2 separate regions of the Homo sapiens genome follow, and region 1 is linked to region 2. Evidence: chromatin contacts called from ENCODE Hi-C or POLR2A ChIA-PET data. All regions are on one chromosome and are shown on one strand. Each heading gives the region's core, a stretch centred on a gene start or an enhancer-like site at or near the end of the contact. The rest is flanking DNA. Distances are from core to core; before and after follow the strand shown.

What was found. Hi-C counts contacts between places; a loop is a spot of excess contacts on that map. ChIA-PET counts read pairs that join two places held with the same protein, here RNA polymerase II (POLR2A). Pooled maps may share reads with other maps.
Region 1: a loop to region 2 is called in a pooled map, with 2.2 times the contacts of the local background. The contact joins two enhancer-like sites. A Hi-C loop is called at or near these places in 1 of 168 maps with a recorded cell type or tissue (ascending aorta) and 2 of 50 pooled maps. POLR2A ChIA-PET finds 5 or more read pairs at or near these places in 2 of 52 experiments (PC-9 and activated T-cell).

Annotation. Positions count from the first base shown.
Region 1 is chr21:42,092,548-42,096,298 of GRCh38, forward strand. The region is part of intron 6 of UMODL1 (uromodulin like 1); the gene reads left to right. Among named protein-coding and RNA genes, the nearest start is that of UMODL1-AS1, 14 kb to the right of the region's middle. RefSeq lists an enhancer at 830-1,335. Within about 2 kb of position 1,709, at least 9 of the 41 ENCODE cell types and tissues checked have a DNase peak (open chromatin) inside an H3K27ac peak, as active enhancers do; they include PC-9 and ascending aorta, where a contact is called at or near this core.
Region 2 is chr21:41,662,821-41,666,299 of GRCh38, forward strand. LOC107985478 (a long non-coding RNA gene) reads right to left here. Exons shown (of 3, transcript XR_001755103.2): 3 at 2,844-3,410. Among named protein-coding and RNA genes, the nearest start is that of LINC00111, 15 kb to the right of the region's middle. Within about 2 kb of position 1,570, at least 6 of the 41 ENCODE cell types and tissues checked have a DNase peak (open chromatin) inside an H3K27ac peak, as active enhancers do; they include PC-9 and ascending aorta, where a contact is called at or near this core.

The DNA.
Region 1 (3,751 bases), core at 459-2,958, 430 kb after region 2:
ATCATATAATATTCTTTCCCCTCACGGGAGCACTTCTGTTGCTTTCAAGAGTCTGGAACTGTAACCTTGTGACAGGGGTTACAGGGAATCTCTTTATATCCAATTTGAATTCGTTAATCATTTAATTTGCATGTTCTTTTTCCTTAAAAGGGACTCAACATTGAGGACCATCCCTTTGTTCACAATAACACCACAGCTGGCAGTTGCCCGCACTTCACGCGCTCTGGGCTCTGCTCTGAGCACTCTGTGGGTATTGCTTCGTTTAAATTCTTAGACTAACCCCAAGAGGCAACTACTCTCCTTAAGCTCATTTTTTTTTTCAGAAGAGGAAATTGAGGGGGACGAAGGTGATTTTCTTGCATAAGATCCCAAGGCTGGTCCTCTGAAGACGCACATGAACCAGCTGTGTCCCAAGGCTGTCTTCCCTAGGAGCCCTCTGGCGGGGACCTGCCTGAGAGTGTGATGGGCTCTCCCCCGCCCTCGGGGGCTGCCTTTTGTCCCAGTGCACTCAGGAAAACCGCCATGCCCTTTCCAACCTTCATGAGTGCTTAGGACCAAGAGTTGGGTAGAGCTCCAGAAGAGTTGAATTATTTTATTTGGCGTTCTAGAACCCAACTAGGAAAAGGAGTCTAAGGTTCTGGTTTATTTATTTATTTAATTAATTTTATTGTTTGTTTTTTATAGAGACAGGGTCTTACTCTGTCACCCAGGCTGGAGTGCAGTGGCGTGATCGCCGGTCACTGCAGCCTCCAGCTCCCAGGCTCCAATCTCAGCCTCTGGAGTAGCTGGGACCACAGGCATGCACCACCACAGCCATGCGCCACCACAGCTGGCTCATTTTTAAATTTTTTTGTAGAGACGAGGTCTCACTGAGTAGCCCAGGCTGTTCTCAAGCTCCCAGCCTCAAGAGATCCTTCCTCCTTGGCCTCACAAAGCGCTGGGATTGCAGGCAGGAGACCCCGTGTTCAGCCTAAGGTTCTGATTGGCTCTTCTCGTTGTCCTGTGGGCGAGGGGTTGGGGGAGTGGACCAGTTCCCAGAGCCAGCTGTGGATGTGGCGGGCTCCAGGGTCAGATCTTCCCCCCATCACCAGGAACGTTCCCCTCCTATCAGAATGAGGCTGTGTGGGGAGAGCGGACTTGCCCTCCACCCACTGGCAGATGAATCCCTGGTGCCCCGCAAAGAGCAGGCACTCCACAAACGTTTCCTGGATCAATCACGGAAAGAGAGGTTTTCACAGTGGTCATCCCCGGGGTCTCCAGGTATTAAAAATTTCCAGCCCAGCTCTGCCAGCAAAACACTGAGAACACTCCTGTACCCCGCAGCACGTGGCCTTGAGATCCACTTAGAACTTCGCGCCACGTCCACATCCCACGGCACCCCACTAAGCTCTGCAGAGAACTGTCTATAGATTCCTGCTCTGTGGCTTCCAGGGTGAGAATCCTGTCCCTTTCGTGAGCACAGAAGGTTGGAAAACAGGTATTTTCCAAATAGTTATTTTTACCCTGGTCAGTCATCCGGAAAAATATTAGATTCTATTTACGGTTAGGTTTGTTGGCAGTCACACTCTGCCGTGTTGCTTGGCACAGTGAACTGCCAGATTGCGTCAGGATACAGGGCCGCTCGAGCGACCGCCAAACACAAAGAGGGGAGGCTGCGCGGCCCCAGCTTCACTTCTAATAGGGCAGGACACACTAATCCAGTGTTTCCAGATCAGCAGTTTAGAGTGAATTCCAATTGCATATTGCTAAGGGAAACAGCATCCCCGGCACCTTCCCTGCTGAACCAGAGATGAGTCACGGCTGCCCGGGAAGAAACAAGGGCCAGACTGTCAGACGTGGAGAACCCAGGGTGCTTTACCCAGATAGAGGCAAAGTTCTGAACTTGTGTTCCTAGCTGTGGTTGGGGAGGGCTGTGGAGCAAGGGCTCTGGGGCCTGAAGTTTAGATTATCCGCATTGCCGTGGCCTTGGGTCATACAAACCCAGAGTCAAGAGCATCATTTTCTAGGGCCACATTTAAGGGGGACACTGAAAAGGGTCCCCATTTAAGGGTAACCAAAGGAGGGTGTCCTGGCTAATGAAAAACCAAAAACCAAGTTATAGGGGCCTACCCTGGAAGAGAGGAGTCGGGGGTAGAAGGAAGATTTCCAGTTTTAAAATACCCCAAGGTCTGTCCAACAAAAGAGAGATTGGCCTTAGCACGTTAGAAGTTGGTTGGTTGGTTTTACAACACAAAGAAAACTCTCCAAGCTGTGCTGTCCAGCCACGGGAACAGCTGCCGTGAAATTTCGTAGATATGTAAGTTTCCCGGGTTTCCCTAACAAAGGCCCATGAACTGGGTGGCTTCAAACAAGAGAAATGTATCCTCTCACAGTTCTGAGGACCAGAAATTTGAAATAGTTACCACTGGGCCTAAATCAGGTTGCCAGCAGGGCTGTGCTCCCAGGAGGCTCTGGGAGAATCCATTCCTTGCCTCTCTGCCCTCTGGTGGCTGCCGGCATTCCTTGGCTTGTGGCTGCATCACTCCTTTGTTTTCTTCTGCTGTTTTTTTTTTTTTTTTTTTTTTTGAGACAGGGTCTTGCTCTGTCACTCAGGCTGAAGTACAGTGGCACAGTCTCGGCTCACTGCAGCCTCCACCTCCTGGGTTCAATTAATCCTCCTAGCTCAGCCCCCCAAGTAGCTGGGACTATAGGCACACATCACTACGTCTGGCTAATGTTTGTGTTTTTTGTAAAGATAGGGTCTTGCTATATTGCCCAGGCTGGTTTCAAACTCCTGGGCTCAAGCCATCCGCCCACTTTGGCCTCCCAAAGTTCTGGGATTACAGATGTGAGCCACCACGCCCAGCCCTACTCCATCTTCAAGGTCAACATCTTTGTTTTTTCTCTATTCCAGCTTCATACCGCCTTCTCCTTTGTGTGTGTGTGTGTGTCTGTGTATAAATCCCCCCGATTCTCTTTTATAAGGACACTTGTGATTGCATTTAGGGTGTACCTGGGAAATCCAGGATTATCTTTCCATCTGAAGATACTTCACTGAATCACATCTGCAAAGATTCCTTTTCCAAATAAGGTCACAGTCGTAGGTTGCAGGGATTAGGACTTGATATCTTTGAAGCTCATTATTCAGCCTGCTACTGGTGATAGGAAAGCTTAGTAGTAAGGCAAGTGAACTTTGCTATTTCCTATTGTTCAGCTTTGCCATTTACTACCTACTTGACCTTTCTAGGCCTCAGTTTTGTCCTCTGTAAAATGGGGATCCTAGAAGAACTTATTACCTGGGATTGCTGTAAGGACTAAATAGGATAACATGGCTGGTGCACACAGTACCCAGGAAACATTACCTGTAACCATGTCGCTGATAGCTTGGCTGGTTTGTGACATGGATGTCATGGGAGGGAGTACTGCAGGGGGCTCACACCAGGGAGTTAATTTATAGCTCCCTGCAAGTTCCTACCGCTGCTATAATGCATGCTGCGTTAGCTTGGACACTGTGGACCTTAACTCATCATTGTTCCCTCAGTGTTTATGGTGATGCTGGGTGCATAGTAGAAGCTCAATTAAAAAAAATTGAGCCATAAGAAATTGGTGCCCTTATTGGTCAAACATGGTCAAATATGGACAATTCCAAATGCTTCAAGGTAACACACTGGAGAAAGGGCCACACAGATATTGGATGGGAACATTGTCCTCAGGGATAATGCATTTCTTTGGATTAGATGAGATTCTTTTACCCCAAATGCTTGCAATCTCT
Region 2 (3,479 bases), core at 320-2,819:
CTGTGATGTCTACTTCCCTGAAGCTGGCATCCTCCAGGTGGAGACGGACAACACACCAGTACCCAAAATGATGGCAGGTTCTGTGCCGTCAAGAGAGTCAACATGGTGAGGACGTCGGGTGCAGCTGCTGGGGACGGGGCATGGCAGCCCATCTTTGGGTCCGGTAGTCAGGAAGGCCTCTCGGAAGAGGTGATATTGGATCTGAGATCCGGAGGGTGAGAGTGATCTTTGGAGGGGCCGCCCATGCTCAGGAAAGAGCAGAGACAATGATCATGTCATCTAGTATTTCAGCCCCTGTTCATCTAGCTTGGCTAACAAATCACCTTGTGATATATGGTTTGGCTGTGGCCCCACCCAAATCTCATCTTCACTTGTAGCTCCCATAATTCCCACATGTTGTGGGAGGGACCTGGTGGGAGATAATTGAGTCATGGGGTTTTCCCCCACACGGTTCTTATGGTAGGGTCTCATGAGATATGATAGTTTTATAAGAGGAAGCCCCTTTCACTTGGCTCTCTTTCTCTCTCTTCGCTGTCACCATGTAAGACCTGCCTTCACCTTCTGCCAAGACTGTGAGGCCTCCCCAGCCACATGGAACTGTGAGTCCATTAAGCCTCTTTTTCTCTATAAATTACCCAGTCTCAGGTGTGTCTTTATCAGCAGCATGAGAACAGACTAACACACCTTGCCAGTGTTTATCCTTAGAGGTGCATTCCTTTGCACCAGTAACGGAACCATTGATATTTAGAGGATCAAAGATGCAACCAGGAGTGGTGGCTCACGTCTGTAATCCCAGCACTTTGGGAGGCCAAAATGGGAGGATCACTTGAGGTCAGGAGTTCGAGACCAGCCTGGCCAACATGGTGAAACCCTGTCTCTACTAAAAATACAAAAATCAGCCCGGGGTGGTGATAGGCACCTGTAATCCCAGGTACTCAGAAGGATGAGGCAAGAGAATCGCTTGAACCTGGGAGGCAGAGGTTGCAGTGAGCCGAGATCGCACCACTACACTCCAGCCTAGGTGACAGGGTGAGACTCTGTCTCAACAACAACAACAAAAAGATGCAATTGTAATGAGCTCTGTGTAGTCTATGAGCCCCCAAACACTCACGTTTGCCAGGTGTGTGTGTCACCACAAGATGGGGCACAGGGGCTGCCCTGGCAGGAGGGTCACTTGGAGAAGGAGTAAGCCCTGTGGAGGATCCAGTGTTCATCCACCCTGGGGCTAGGCATGAGAGGGTCCTCCAGGAGAGGCTGCACACAGAGGAGGAAAACCTGCAGGGCTGACTTGAAGCCGGGACACTTAAGGAGAAGCCCCAGTGTTCACACTGTAAAACCAGCCAGGACACTGGCAGGAACACTGTCTGGGTGTTCGGGAACTTCGCATTTCCAGCCAGCATGTGAAGGCGCGTTCTTCCACTTTAAGGTCCGCTGCAGAAGTGGCAAAGCCATGTGCCTTGAGCTCTGCTCACAGGAAAGAACACGACAAAGCTAAGGGGACTTCACAAGGGCTGTGTCAAAAGAGGTTCACTTCCCTTCTGTCAGACGCGGGGCAAAGGTCGGGAAAGTGTGCTGCTGTGACTCACTGCATGTCTGTAGCTGATGCCCAAGCCCTCTTGTTTGTTTCAATGTCTTCATGCAGAGATTGACTTTTTAAAATCAAAGGGACCAACATGTCTTCTCTGAAATCCGCAGGGCCAAGGTGGGTATAATTGCTTACGGGGGAACCTGACAGTGCCCCTCAGCAGTTCTGATTCTAAAAACTGTCACACGCTGGGGGTGTCACCCGCAGAGGGAGGGGGTTCTTGTTTATCCAGCAAGCGTGTGAGTACGGGCTTAAATCGTGACGACCACCTCTCCAGCAGCTTGACAGTCCCCCACTGGCAAACTCCTTGAATTTTCTGGAGGTCAGGTAAGTCTATAAAATATCACAGAAACAGCAGGTGCTAAATCAGAGGAGGTGACAAGAGGCCGGAAGGGTTTCTGGCTCTTTAACTCCCTTCCAGCAAAAGGGTCTTGCGATCCCTCCACCAACTTCAAGATATGAAGATAACTCCTCAGAAGGAAGCCCCTGGGTCCGGTCGTGGAGGCCCAGTGTGCTGAAGCTGTGTAGTAAGCCACTCAGACGGGAGATTTCCAACGCCAGGTTCAGCTGCGGCTCAGACGACCCATGTCTAACCCGACCGGGTGCTGTCAGCCCCTCCCAGCCCAATCTGCTCCTTCTCCTTCCTGGATCCACCCTGGAGCTCCGTTGTTTGATTGTTTTTGGCAGGGGACAGCCAAACAGCTCTGTGAATGAGGCATATCCTGAACATTTTCAGTTTTGTGGGCCATGCTGCGCTCTGTCACGCGCCTCTGCTGTTGTCGTGGGAAAGCAGTCCTCAACAATGTGTCAATGAACCGTGGGGCTGGCTTTCAACCCAATGCTATGTTCAGAAAGGGGCAGCGCCCGGACCCAGGCTTACAGGATTAAACTGACTCATCTGGGGCCGGCATGGAATGTGAGAGGGAACTTGCCTCACCCACGGGCCCCCATCTCCCCATGAGCAGACATGCTGGGACAGAGGGGGGGCTTCATGCTGTGGCTTCCAGGAGCCCCTGCAGGCTCAGACAGGGCTGGGGGAGCCCAGCGGATCATGTGGGGCCGCCTTCGGTCTATCAGCATCTTCGCAGCTTCCTCTAAAGAAGGCAGAGCTGTTCTGCTAAAGGCAGGCAAACAGTGCAAAAGCTGCCGGCCTCGATGCTCTTTCGGTCCGCAGATGGCTTCTGTGACTGCACCTAAGCAGTGGCTGCTTGGACAGGGTCCTCAGACAGCCTTTGTGATTTTGCACATAAGCAGCGGCTGCTTGGATGGAGCGCTGTCGCTGGGCTGACCGATGTCGCTGGCGGGAGCCCTTGCCCCAGGTTTTCCCTGTCTTCTGAGTGACAGCCCCCAGGGTCCTTGTCAGCCTTCTGGGGAGGCTCCCTCCCTGCTCTGCCTTAGTTCCGGAGCACAGGGAACCACCAGGTTGCATGGCCCCTTCCAGGCTGGTATGTGGGCAGCCTAGCAGCACCTGCTTCAGGTCCCTGTTGGAACTTGGCACACAGTGGGTGGGTGGCGGGGGGAGGTTTACAGGTTACCATGGGGTCCTGGGTGTCCTGGCAGCAGGCCTGCCCCACCCATGAGTGGACCCCAGCTCCCTCTGGGGTCGAGAAGCCCGTGTCCTCACAGCACAGCCCCTCTGACAGTCAAGGAAGAGGTCTCGTGAGCCGGGTCGTGTGTTTACAAACAGCACTGGCATCTTGTGGAGCAGTCACTAGCCTGGCTTACTTCCCGGGCAGGAGGGCTGATTGTGAGGCCCAGTGGTCCCAGTGGTTGGCCTGGGGTTTGCTGGCTGGTGTTCACAGCTCCAGCTGGAGTAGCTCAACCTCTGCAGAAGATGGGAGAAGGGTGGCACTGGGATCCTCAGTGTCCACTGGGGAGGGCTGCCCAGGAGACC